3 separate regions of the Homo sapiens genome follow, and all the other regions are linked to region 2. The links are chromatin contacts, found by Hi-C or POLR2A ChIA-PET in ENCODE. All regions are on one chromosome and are shown on one strand. Each heading gives the region's core, a stretch centred on a gene start or an enhancer-like site at or near the end of the contact. The rest is flanking DNA. Distances are from core to core; before and after follow the strand shown. Region 1 holds the start of POLDIP3 (DNA polymerase delta interacting protein 3). Region 2 holds the start of DDX17 (DEAD-box helicase 17). Region 3 has its middle 22 kb from the start of SNU13.

The links. A loop is a pair of places that touch in the nucleus more often than their neighbours do. ChIA-PET counts read pairs that join two places held with the same protein, here RNA polymerase II (POLR2A). Pooled maps may share reads with other maps.
Region 1: a pooled map shows a loop between it and region 2 (21-fold over the local background). The contact joins the promoter of POLDIP3 here to the promoter of DDX17 in region 2. A Hi-C loop is called at or near these places in 5 of 50 pooled maps. POLR2A ChIA-PET finds 5 or more read pairs at or near these places in 2 of 52 experiments (H1 and activated CD4-positive, alpha-beta T cell).
Region 3: a loop to region 2 is called in a pooled map, with 5 times the contacts of the local background. The contact joins the enhancer-like site here to the promoter of DDX17 in region 2. A Hi-C loop is called at or near these places in 2 of 50 pooled maps. POLR2A ChIA-PET finds 5 or more read pairs at or near these places in 2 of 52 experiments (H1 and T-cell).

The regions. Positions count from the first base shown.
Region 1 is chr22:42,612,132-42,616,655 of GRCh38, reverse strand. It overlaps POLDIP3 (DNA polymerase delta interacting protein 3), which reads left to right and starts at 1,773. Exons shown (of 9, transcript NM_032311.5): 1 at 1,773-1,857. The coding sequence starts at 1,799. RNU12 (RNA, U12 small nuclear) reads right to left here and starts at 1,412; the gene lies at 1,263-1,412. LOC124905127 (a long non-coding RNA gene) reads left to right here and starts at 1,877. Exons shown (of 2, transcript XR_007068118.1): 1 at 1,877-4,524. RefSeq lists enhancers at 786-915, 1,566-1,625, 1,706-1,885, 1,378-1,921, 1,922-2,465 and 1 more and silencers at 1,356-1,415, 1,956-2,285.
Region 2 is chr22:38,503,621-38,507,997 of GRCh38, reverse strand. It overlaps DDX17 (DEAD-box helicase 17), which reads left to right and starts at 1,687. Exons shown (of 13, transcript NM_006386.5): 1 at 1,687-2,047. The coding sequence starts at 1,761. RefSeq lists enhancers at 852-1,261, 839-1,730, 1,662-1,851, 1,731-2,622 and silencers at 1,942-2,211, 2,242-2,411.
Region 3 is chr22:41,664,957-41,668,875 of GRCh38, reverse strand. No RefSeq gene overlaps it. Among named protein-coding and RNA genes, the nearest start is that of SNU13, 22 kb to the left of the region's middle. Within about 2 kb of position 2,080, at least 39 of the 41 ENCODE cell types and tissues checked have a DNase peak (open chromatin) inside an H3K27ac peak, as active enhancers do.

The sequences.
Region 1 (4,524 bases), core at 524-3,023, 4.1 Mb before region 2:
CCGGGAGGCGGAGGCTGTGGTGAGCTGAGATTGTGCCACTGCACTCCAGCCTGGGCGACAGAGCGAGACACCGTCTCAAAAATAAAAATAAAATTGTCCTCCGCATCTGCCCTACACTGCCCAGCTGACCCCACTGGCCAGCCTGTCCTCCTCCCACCTCTTGCGCGTTCCTCCTGGCACGCCTGGAAGGGAGGAAAGGCTTAATGGTCCCGTTCTATGGGTGAGGAAAAGAGGTCTGGGAAGGAGCCCGGCGTGGTGGGGCGGGCCTGTAATCCCAGCTACTCAGGAGGCTGAGGCAGGAGGATTGCAGGATCGCTCTTACCCAGTTTCTTTCTTTCTTTCTTTTTTTTTTTTTTTTGAAACGGAGTCTTGCTCTGTCGCCTAGGCTGGAGTGCAATGGCGCGATCTCGGCTCACCGCAACCTCCGCCTCCCGAGTTCAAGCGATTCTTCTGCCTCAGGCTCCTGAGTAGGTGGGATTTCAGGCCGTGCCACCGCGCCCGGCTAATTTTTTTCTTTCTTTTTTTTTTTTTCAGTAGAGACGGGGTTTCTCCGTGTTGGCCAGGCTGGTCTCGACCTCCTGACTTCAGGTGATCCACCCGCCTCAGCCTCCCAAAGTGCTGAGATTACAGACATGAGCCACCGCTCCTGGCCTCTTACCCAGTTTCTGCACGGAGCTCCTGATGCCTGATGGCCAAGAGGACATAACCCCACCTGTTCTAAGGGCATGGAGTGTATTTTTAGAGTGATTGGACAAAATATGTGCCGAACACCTACGTCAGGTCTGGCGCATGCTGGAGGCTGGGGTTATATCAATGCAAAAGCCATTCCCTGTATTTAACACGTAAATGAATTAGTCTCTTTAACTCTCCCAACGCCCTATAAATTATTTGCTCCATTTTACATATTAAACGCTGTCACGAACTGAGCTGCTGTGTGAGGCCGGGGCCGGACTTATCTTTCTGAAGCACAGAGAAGCGGTTATACGCAGAAGTTTGGGAGAACTGGGTAAGGCCGCACACATGGAAATTGCCAGTTTCGTGGGTCCCAACGTCAATACTGTGGGCAACCTTAGACCGGCTCAAAGCGCAGCTGGGGACGGTGATGAAGTGCAGAGCGTCCACAGCCAGCGACAAGACTGCCAAGCAACTGGCAGCCTGAGTAACGGAGAAAACAACGAAAAAAACGCATTCACCACCTACCAACAAGAAACAAAAAACACGACCACCCCACAGTCAGTCTACTTTTTAGGCGTGAATAAGGTCGGGCAGATCGCAACTCCCAGGCATCCCGCAAAGTAGGCGGGTCACCTTGAGGGCGACCTTTACCCGCTCAAAAATTCGTCTCACATTAGCAGTGAGGATTCGGGCGTCACCCCGAATCGTTATTTTCCTTACTCATAAGTTTAAGGCATAAGGACGTTTTTAGTTTATTTCCTAGGTAATGAATTCTATTCTCATTAGGCGTATGATGACTATCGTAGTTGACTGTTGAGGTCATGATCCAGTTCCATTGAAGTTTGTCTCACTTGTTAATAATGTATTTTGTTGCTTTTCATTTAATTTTTTCCCTCGAGGAAAATAAATAATTCATAATGTGCCGAACTTCCGTATGCAGATGAGCAGCCAGCACCGCGAAGGCTCACGGGGAACGTCCCCGCCCCTTCCGGTTCTTGCCTGCTTTGAGCTGGCTGTCGCGAGAGTTGGTCCGCGGACGCCGGAAGTAGTTCGTCGCTCCCTAGCGGCCGAAGGGGCGGGCTCGCGGGGTCTCGACTGCTTTCGGCTTGCTCGGCGGAGCAAGATGGCGGACATCTCCCTGGACGAACTCATCAGGAAGCGCGGGGCGGCGGCGAAAGGACGGTGAGAGGCCTTTCCTTTCTTCGGGGTTTAGGGTCCTCGGCCTAGTGGAGCTCGAGGCGGGGGAGGTAGCGATCCGGGAGCGACGCGGAGGACCGGGTGCGCCCGCCCCCGACCACAGCCGCGCTCCTCATTGGCCGGCTGCCGCCGTCCCCGCCGTGGCCCCGACCGCCCGCCCACTGGCCGAGGCGCAGTCCCTCTGGCGGCCCTGGGAGGCCGACGGGGCCGCGGCGGGGACAGGGTGCCGCCTCGTGGACCTGAGGGGCTGCCCCCTGGGGCCCCCGCGTTCCGGGGTCCTGGGGTCTCGGCGGCGCAGCCTCCTTGCCTGTGTGGACTGGCATTTGGGCCCCGCTCCGTGATCTCGGCGCTGCCTGGTCTCCACCCATCTTAGAGTTGAGACAACCGAAGTTTAGTAGCGGGGAAGTGACTTGCTCCGACCGCCGAAGCTGAGGCGCAAGCCCAAATCCCCCTGCACGCGGCCCCTGTTAACACTCGCCTCTCTTTGTGCGGCGTTTTAAGTTTTCTGAGCCCTTTCATATACACGATGCCTCATTTAATCTTTTACAGTCCTGTTGTCTGCTAGCTATTCATGTTACCCACCTTTTACTGATGGGGAACTTGAGGCTGGAAGTGGTAGAGTGACTTGCCCGAGGCCACGGAGAACTGAGCGGCGGGCTGAGCGCGATTTAATTGCTGGCTGAGTTGGCCTCCTACATGGGCTTGAAAAACTGGTGTGTTGGGCAGGAGATTGGTTATTTCCTTAGGGAGAAGAAAGTGCTTGAGCTGGCTGAGGAGCCATGGAGGTGATTTGCAGTCATGTCTCCCAAACTTCCCCTAGACCCTTAAATGTTGTTAGTCATTTCAAGCCTTCGTGAGCTGAGTTCATCTGTATGAAGAAGTGAGAACTTTGCCCAATAGTTTCCCAACACACATTAAGTTTAAATGTCTTTGTAAATAGCCAGGATGTAAATATGTTAGATATTGTTTTCTCAGACATTTGTTCTCTCAGCAGATGTTTATTTTTATTTTTATGTTTTTTTTGAGACGGGGTGTTGCTCTGTCGCCCAGGCTGGAGTGCAGTGGTGCCATCTCGGCTCACTGCAACCTCCGCCTCCCCGGTTCCAGCGATTCTCCTGCCTCAGCCTCCCAAGTAGCAGGGACTACAGGTGTGCACCACCACGCCCGGCTAATTTTTGTATTTTTAGTAGAGATGGAAGTTTCACTGTGTTGGTCAGGCTGGTTTCGAACTCCTGACCTCAGGTGATCCTCCCGCCTCGGCCTCCTAAAGTGCTGGGATTACAGGCGTGAGCCACCGGCCCGGCCATTCCGCAGATGTTTATTAATACCACCCGTATGCCTGTGGTTAGGTTTTTCTCTTGATGTCTGAAATGTATCCCTCACCTCCTTCCCCATCCTGGACACTTGTATCAACTACAACTGCCACCACCACCTCATAATTCGCAGCCAGCACTTACCTGGCTTGTGGTTCGTAACGGGCACACATTAGTATTTGTTTCCTCAACTACTGACTGTGAAAGCTCTCTCAGATCTCCATCTAGTGACTGATGTGAAGCTGGTGCTGGCTCCTCTGGCCACTTCTAAGTCCATCCACGTTTTGTAGGTTCCTTTGGAAACGACAGAATGATCCACCCCAGGTTCTTCTCTCTCTGAGGTCACTCCGCCAGTTTCTGACTGCAGGTGGACTGCACTGTAGTCTATTTGATCTCTATGTTTTTGGTTTTAGTGTGTGCAGAGTTTTGTGTTGGGCAGTAGGTGGGGCTGCAGGAATGGGGGGTGGTTATGTGTGGATCCACAGGAACAGGGGCCTTGCAGCTGGATACACCTGGCACTTGCCACTGTTGGGTTCTGTTTCCCTGGCCAGGGGAGTTCTGAACTAGGCAGTTTCCTCACTTGGAATGGTGATTCCTGGTTGAGCGGGATTAAATGTGAGAAGGGTTTTTTTTGTTTGTTTTTTTGAGAGGGAGTCTCACTGTATTGCTCAGGCTGGAGTGCAGTGGCACAGCCTTGGCACACTGCAACCTCTGCCTCTTGGGTTTAAGTGATTCTCCTGTCTCAGCCTCCCAAGTAGCTGGGATTACAGGTGCCCGACACCACGACTGTCTAATTTTTGTATTTTTAGTAGAGATGGGGTTTTACCATGTTGGCCAGGCTGGTCTCGAACTCCTCACCTCAGGCCGAACCCGCTCGGCCTCCCAAAGTCCTGGGATTACAAGCATGAGACACTGCGCCGGGCCAGAAGGTATGTTTTAAAGTTTGTGCCATGTGGCAAGTGTTCAGCAAAGGCTGGTAATTATCTTGGACCTTTCCTTAAAGGCATAGAAGCACACAACGCCCCTGGAGCATAGGTGAGCACTGGGACTCTAGACGCAGACCACCAAGCTTCCAATCCCTGCTTCTCCCACTTTCCCTAGGACCGTCTGCAAGTTACTTAACCATTCCTTGCCTTTCTTTCCTTATGTATAAAACCTGAGTAATATCTACTTTATTAGGTTATTGTTAGGACTGAGTGAATTAATATACCTGAAGTGCATTGAAAAGTTCCTGACAACGGGTACTTAAGTGCTTGATAGACGTTAGCTTTCGTTATTGTCATTGAAGGCTTCTTAAAGTAAAGGAGTAACATGATTCAATTTTTAGCTTGAAAATATT
Region 2 (4,377 bases), core at 438-2,937:
CCTGAACCCGGGCGGCAGAGGTTGCAGTGAGCCGAGATTGTGCCACTGCACTCCAGACAAAAAAAAGAAAAAGAATATGACCCAGGCGAGTCTCAATCACTTTAAGAGGTTCACTTGCCAATGTTAAGAACGTACTTGGGGAAAAAGAACACATAACCACAGAAAAATCAGTGGTCCATGTTTTTTTTCTTTTTGAAGCTCCTTTTCTTATGCTATGTTCCCAAAAATTTGGGAAACAAACACTCAGCACCCACACTGAGGGGCCAAATCTCCCCGCTTCTACCCATCTGTTGAATTGAGACGTTAGATGGGCCCGTCTCGAGGGCCCTAACAGCTCAACAGTCGTGTGACGCCATTTGGCCAAGCTTGCGGGGCTTCAAAATGCAGTTTGAGACGACAGGAAGCAGGTAAGGAGAGGGAAGCCAGTCTGGAAGGAATTGAGCGGAGAACGTGGACTAGCCTGGTTAAACACTTGTCCTTAGCCTTCGCCCTTTCTGTGTCTAAAGACCATCGCTCTGAAACCTTGTTCTCCTGAGAGTGCTGGGGTCTTCTCCGGGCCTTCTGAGGAGCGCCGTTCAACGGCAGCAAAGGGCCCACGGAGTCCACTGGGGCTCCAAGCAATTTTTTTTTTGAGACGGATTCTTGCCCCGTCGTCCAGGATGGAGTGCAGTGGCACGTTCTCGGCTCACTGCGACCTCCGACTCCCGGGTTCAAGCGATTCTCCTGCCTCAGCCTCCCAAGTAGCTGGGACTACAGGCACCCGCCACCATGTCCTGCTAATTTTTGTATTTTTCGTAGAGACGGGGTTTTGCCATTTTGGCCAGGCTGGTCTCGAACTCCGGGACTCAGGTGATCCTCCCGCCTCGGCCTCCCAAAGTGTTAGTATTACAAGCGTGAGCCACCATGCCTGGCCTCCAAGCACATTTTGTTTCTGTATTAGCAACAGCTGTGCTCGGCCAGGGACGGTAAAAATATACGGTTCAGAAAATGCACCTCAGTGTGAACCAAATGTAGCTGAGGGCACTTTAACCTGGAAGGGACATCGCCACCTCACAAACTCCGGAAAGAAAGGGACACGGCTCTTCCATCATGGCTGCCGGAGACAGAGCAGCGAAAGGCAACGGAAAGGAAATGGCGCCGGGGCCCGCCGCCATTCTCAGCGGGCCCAGGGCGGTGGGGCGAGAGGGCTGGCGGCGCCATATAGGAAGGCCAGCCACGGAATTTAAGACCCTCCCGGCCTCTGGCGCCAGAGGACTCTGAAACTTGATAACAATATGGAGGACGGTTATTGTCTCTGCAAAGCAACTTCTTCAAGCCGGCCGCGGGGTCTGTACCGAGATCGGAATCAGGCAAAATCCTCTATTCTCTAAACAGAATGCGTTACGCATACTGCGCATCTTAGCAACAGCAGGCCGGCTAACGACGCAAAGAATGTTACGTCGCACCAGAGGCGCTTCCTCCCACCTCATCCCACGTTCTAGTTCGGGTGGCGCGAGAACTCTACGCTCGCTCCGTACTTTGTTTTTCTTGTACAGACCGCAAAATACACCCATCGTCGCAACTGACGTAAAGTGCTTCCAAGAATACCCGTAGTTCCCCGCGGAGCCCTCGGGCTATTCCGAGGCGCTGTTTACGTATCGTCTCCGCCGTACGCAGCGTTAAGTTGGAGCCGACTCAGCGGCGGCCGCCATTTTGTGCAGTCGCTGGGAAGGAAGGAGACGCCTAAACCGCGGCACTGCCCGGTTTGAGCGTAGCCAAACCTGCCCACCGGCTTTGTAGCCCCGATTCTCTGTGTTTTGCTCCCGTCTCCGACGAGAGAGGCGGCGACGGTGGCGTCTGCGACGGGAGACAGCGCGTCGGAGCGAGAGAGCGCTGCGCCTGCCGCCGCCCCAACAGCGGAGGCGCCGCCGCCATCGGTCGTCACCAGACCGGAGCCGCAGGCCCTCCCGAGCCCGGCCATCCGTGCCCCGCTCCCAGATCTCTATCCTTTTGGGACCATGCGCGGAGGAGGCTTTGGGGACCGGGACCGGGATCGTGACCGTGGAGGGTAAGGGTGGGGGAGGAGAGGAGAGGCCTGGCGTGGGGGTGGGGGAGTTGCTTCTTGGGGAGGCCCGGCGGACTGCGAGCCTGGGAGCCTTGCTCTCGACCCGGGAGGCGAGGGGAGGCGACTCGAGGCGAGACAGCGGTTTCGTGCGCGGACCTCGGCCCCGGGGTCACTCGGGACCCGAGGAGGGCGGCCGCTTGGCGACGCTGGGCCTCTCCGTGCGGACGGCCGTCGTGGCGCGGCCCGGCCCCATCCCAGCCCCGCGGGGGATCGGGAGGGGCGGCCTGGCCGCATCAGCCCAGGCCCGGGCTTTGGCGCCTCGCCTGGTTTCCCGGCTCTCGAGCCGGGCCGCTTCGGGCGGGCTGTTCGATGTCTCCAGGCCTCGGCGTTCATCTGAAAAACGCGGATCTTCCTGAGAGAACACTTCAGCCCAGGAAAGCCTTACACGAAATGGCACCCTTGACGTTCTCTCCCCAGAGTTCACTGTTTAAGGCACGGGAGACGAAAAGACCAACTTCTCATTTTTAGAAATAGATTTTAATTCTCTTCAGTTATATTTTAAGTCGGAGGAAATGCATTGGGATGTAAAGCAGTGGAGTTGCTTGCCATCTAAATGACCGTGTTTGGGGGAAGGATGGGTTTTTGGGTCGTTACTTTAGTTTTAATCTTAATATTTCAGCCTTTTTTCTCTAATTGGACTGCAGCGTCAACTATTCTGCCTCGCTAGAAAGTTCTTGGTATTGTGGACCGGGCGTGGTGCCTCAGGCCTGTAATCCCAGCGATTTGGGAGGCCGAGGCGGGCGGATCACCGGAGGTCAGGAGTTCGAGACCAGCCTGATCAACATGGAGAAATCCCGTTTCTACTAAAAATAACAAAATTAGCCTGGCTTGGTGGCGCATGCCTGTAATCCCAGCTACTCGGGAGGCCAAGGCAGGAGAATCGCTTGAACCCGGGGGGAGGAGGTTGCAGTGAGCCGAGATCGCGCCATTGCACTCCAGCCCGTGGCAAGAGCGAAACTCCGTCTCCCCCGACCCCCCCGCTTCCCCAAAGAGTTACGTGACGCCACTTGATATGTGTGTGTGTGACCTTGGTCAAGATCCTACCTTTTGTGAGCCTGTTTCCTCTGAGGAACGTGATAATTGCCTTTACTTTGCTGTGTTGTCAGGAATTAAGAGATAATGGATGTAATAGTCTCACTGTAGTAGGCGCTCTGTTAACGATATTTTCTCCAAACGTTTTTGTCTTTTGTGGTTCAGATCCACAACTGCTGGATTTACTAGTCTCAAGCACTTCAGTTGCCACTTTTTACAAAATTATTTTGATTTATACCTTATTAGGAAGGAAAATATTTTATCTCATTGTTTAGAGGATGAGAGGTGGAATGTTTGCTTCGCGTGTGACAGTATTGCTAAGTTTAGAAGTGAATTTCAGTTCATTGACTTAGAAAAAGAACTTGAGATTATCTAGGAAAGTTGAAAACGACCCAGCAATTCCTCCCTAAGCTTTATACCCTAGACTGTAATGCCTAGAGAAATCCTTGCACAGGTACCCCAGGATCCTTGTACAGAAAAGTTTATATACCAGCATTCGTGCTAACAGGATATTGGAAACAACGCAAATGTCTCCATAAATTGTGGGTATTCGTACAATTGAATCAGCCGTGAAAAAGAGAAAAGAACTTGGATTAATGTGGATAAGTCACAGAAGTGTTGAGTTAAAAAGCACGTTGTGGTAGGGTGACACATTTAATTAAGGATATGTGCAAATATGATAGGAAAGGGAGTGGTTAACAAAATTCAAGGTAGTGGTTATTAGGGTGAAAGTTGTAAGCTTGAAATAGGCACATAGAGGGGCTACAAGTTACTAATAGTGTTCTATTTCTTTACCATTGGTGTTTGGTTTAATATTTCCTTTCACCATATATATGCTTTAATAAGTTATTTGAAAGGAAAAAAGTGAATTACTGATCCATACTTTGAGTATCAGATGACATTTTTTAAAAATTTCAAACGAACTAGCCTTCTTTCATAAGATCTGTGCCCCAACTCTCCCTTTCCCAAGAAATGTTCTTGATTATTTGAATTGCTGTTGTTTCAACTGAGTGTTACACAGTTGAAGTGGTGGTTATTTTGAAAAAGGAATAGGTGAGGTCAGTTCATGTATTTCACATGTGTGATGCAAAAATGATAGGCATTGTACATTTGAAGTAGTATGGTTTTTAATGTTAATATATGACTTCAAAGGTGAATTTTTTTGTAAAGCCAAATTAAACTAATTACTGACCGGATAAAAACATTTGAGCAGCATAGTATACCAGAGAGTACAGTGTGCG
Region 3 (3,919 bases), core at 831-3,330, 3.2 Mb before region 2:
CTCAAAAACAAAAAAAAAAAAAAAAAAAGGTCATGTTTCCACCAGACGCGGTGGCTAATGCCTGTAATCCCACCCAGCACTTTGGGAAGCCAAGGCAGGTGGATCACCTGAGGTTAGGAGTTTGAGACCAGCCTGGCCAACATGGTGAAACCCCATCTCTACTAAATACAAAATTACTACTACTACTACTAAATACAAAATCTCTACTAAAATACAAAAATTAGCCGGGCGTGGTGGCTCACGCCTGTAATCCCAGTACTTTGGGAGGCCAAGGCGGGTGGATCACGAGGTCAGGAGTTCGAGACCAGCCTGGCCAACAAAGGGAAACTCCGTCTTTACTAAAAATACAAAAATTAGGCATGGTGGGGGGCACCTGTAATCCCAGCTACTTGGGAGGCTGAGGCGGGAGAATCACTTGAACCCAGGAGGCAGAGGTTGCAGTGAGTCGAGATCATGCCACTGCACTCCAGCCTGGGCAAGAGAGCAAGACTCAGTCTCAAAAAACAAAAACAAAAATTAGCTGGGCGTGGTGATGCCTGTAACCCAGCTACTCGGGAGGCTGAGGCAGGAGAATTGCTTGAACCCGGGAGACAGAGTTTGCAGTGAGCCAAGATTGTGCCACTGCACTCCAGCCTGGGCGACAGAGCGAGACTGAGTCTCAAAAAAAATAAAAATAAATAAAAATAAAAGGACCAGGTGCGGTGGCTCACGCCTTTGATCCCAGCACTTTGGGAGGCCAAGGCAGGCAGATCATGAGGTCCAGAGTTGGAGATCAGCCTGGCCAACATGGTGAAACCCCTTCTCTACTAGGAATACAAAAATTGGCTGGGCATGGTGGCACATGCCTGTAATCCCAGCTACGTAGGAGACTGAGGCAGGAGAATCACTTGAACCCGGGAGGTGGAGGTTGCAGTGAGCTGAGATGGTGCCACTGCACTCCAGCCTGGGCGACAGAGCAAGACTCCATCTCAGAAAAAAAAAAAAAAAGAAAGAAATGGTCATGTTTGTCTTCTGGATCTTTGTAGTCATAAATAAATAAATAAACAAACAAACAAATAAATAAATAAATGGTCATGCTAAAATTGCAGGGTAGCGAGGAACACTAGAAGTGCTGGCATGGCCCACGAGCCGCCTGAGTCCTCAGAAGATAGAAGTCCACGTAGGATTTGCTTCCATACATGATGCAGAGAAGGTTGCATCAGGGTCCTTACAGTCAGGGGCAGTGTGGCTTAAACAAGAAAGGCTGAATACATAGCTCCCGTTCCAGTAAAACCTGGGTGTGTTTCCTCTCCTAATACGGATGCTAATGAGGATGGAATTTCTGGATAGTCGGCAGGGAGAGGAAGTGGATGACTAATCTCCCTCAGAGCTCGTGGTCCTGCCCTGCCTTTCTTCTGTTTTTTTTGTTTACTTTTTTGTTTTGTTTTGTTTTGAGGTTGGAGTGCATTGGCGCGATCTCTGCTCACTGCAACTTCCGCCGCCCGGGTTCAAGCGATTTTCCTGCCTCACCCTCCCGAGTAGCTGGTATGATAGGCGCCTGCCACCACGCCCGGCTAATTTTTGTATTTTTGGTAGAGACGGGGTTTCACCGTGTTAGCCAGGATGGTCTCGAACTCCTGACCTCAGGTGATCACCCCCACCTCAGCTTCCCAAACTGCTAAGATTACAGGCGTGAGCCACCGCGCCCGGCCTCTTCTGGTTTTCAACAAGACATTAAAACAAGACATTACAGAAGGGGAAAGGCTGAGAGGTAAAAGGCTCATCTTCCCAAGTAACCGCAGTTTTCGTTGAGTGTCATTCCAGACGTTCCCTCTGCACCTGGCCTAGAAGTAAACAGACATATGTGCATCCGTGTGTTTGTTTCAGTTTTGGCCAAACGGATTCGTGTTCTCGAGCTGCTGCGGCGGCCACAAGGAACCCGGATGCCGCTGAGCTTAGCCCGCCAGACTCTCCGGCTTATGGCTCCCAGGCCCAGGCACCCGGCCTGCCTCGTCCGTGGCGCGCATGCGCAGGCCCAGATCGGCGCTCCGCGCCGGCTGTGTCGCCACCTGGCGGATGGAAGCGCGATGGCCGCGGTAGAAGTCAAGCGCCAGAGGGCACTCCATGCGGATACCCAAATCTGAGGTTGCCCAAGTCCCTGATGTAACATGGCGCAGTATTTGCATATGAACTACGCACGGCCTCCCGGATACTTTAAATTATACTCTAGATAATTTACGATACCTAATAAAATGTAAATGCTATGTCAATAATTGTCATACTGTATTATTTATGGAATAATGACAATTTTGTTGTTGTTGAGACAGAGTCTCGCTCTGTCGCCCAGGCTGAAGTGCAGTGGCGTGATCTCGGCTCACTGCAACCTCCTTCTTCCGGGTTCAAGTGATTCTCCTGCCTCAGCCTCTCGAGTAGCTGGGATTACAGGTTCCCACCACCACACCCGGCTAATTTTTTTATTTTTAGTAGTAGAGATGGGGTTTCACCACGTTGGCCAGGCTGCTCTCGAACTCCTGACCTCAGGTGATCCGCCCTCCTCGGCCTCCCAAAGTGCTGGAATTACAGGCGTGAGCCACCGCGCCCGGCGGGCTAATGACAAAATTTAAAGTCTGGCCCGGCGCGGTGGCTCACACCTGTAATCCCAGCATTGTGGGAGGCCTGGCCGGGTGGATCACCTAAGGTCAGGAGTTTGAGAGCAGCCTGGCCAACATGGTGAAACCTCGTCTCTACTAAAAGTAAAAAATTAGCCAGGTGCGGTGTTGTGCGCCTGTAATCCCAGCTACTCGGGAGGCTGAGGCAGGAGAATCGCATGAACCCAGGAGGCAGATGTTGCAGGGAGCCAAGATCGCGCCACTGCACTCCAGCCTGGGCGACAAGAGCAAGAGTACAGACGCAGCCATCGATTTTTTCCCCAAGTTTTATTTATTTATTTATTTATTTATTTTGAGGCAGAGTCTCGCTCTGTTGCCCAGGCTGGAGTGCAGTGGCGCGATCTCGGCTCACTACAACCTCTGCTTCCCAGATTCAAGCGAGTCTCCTGCCTCAGCCTTCCGAGTAGCTGGGATTACAGGTGCACGCCATCATGCCCGGCTAATTTTTTGTATTTTTAGTAGAGATGGGGTTTCACCATGCTGGCCAGGCTGGTCTCGAACTCCTGACCTCGTTATCCGCCTGCCTGGGCCTCCTAGTGTTAGGATTTCAGGCGTGAGCCAGCACGCCTGGCCCCCAAATATTTTTGATCCATGTAGGTTGAATCCATCGATGTGGAGCCTGCGGATGCAGAGGGCCAACTGTATCTATTGAGTGCCATGTTCTTTTACGTATTTTCTCATTTTCACCATGTGACGTTATTATAAGAATGTGGAAGCTAAGGCTCAAAATGCCTCATAAACTGCCCAAGGTCACTTGTATATATGATGGCACTAAGATGTAAATTTGCTAAATCAGCCTCGTGAGCTTCCAAAGGCCTAACCAATTCCACTGGAACATGGTATTTCTTCTCTCCTGGGTGGGGGACTCAGCAGGCAGAGAAGGCATCATTGATTTACAGAGAAATATCACTCTGTTGCTGTTTATCACAGACCTCGGGTGATTTGTCTAACATTCACATACCTGCCTGGCTCTGGTAGGTGTTTGACCTCTGAACTCTCATTCTCTCCATTTTGGAAGTAGGAGGCAAAGGAGCGTAGGCTTGGGCATAGTGTGCACAGCAAAGCCAGCCTGGAGCTCACCCCAGGGCTGCTCTTCACTAGCTCCAGCATCCAGGGTCGGATACCAAGGGCTCAGTGGGGCTACTCCTTGCCCTCCTATTGCAGGTGACTGGCTGTGACTAGTGTAATTTCAATCTACCTTGGTAGATTAACCCCCTATAGAATCCAGTTTCCAAACTTGCTCCATTTAAGGGGAATGGTCCAATTTCTCA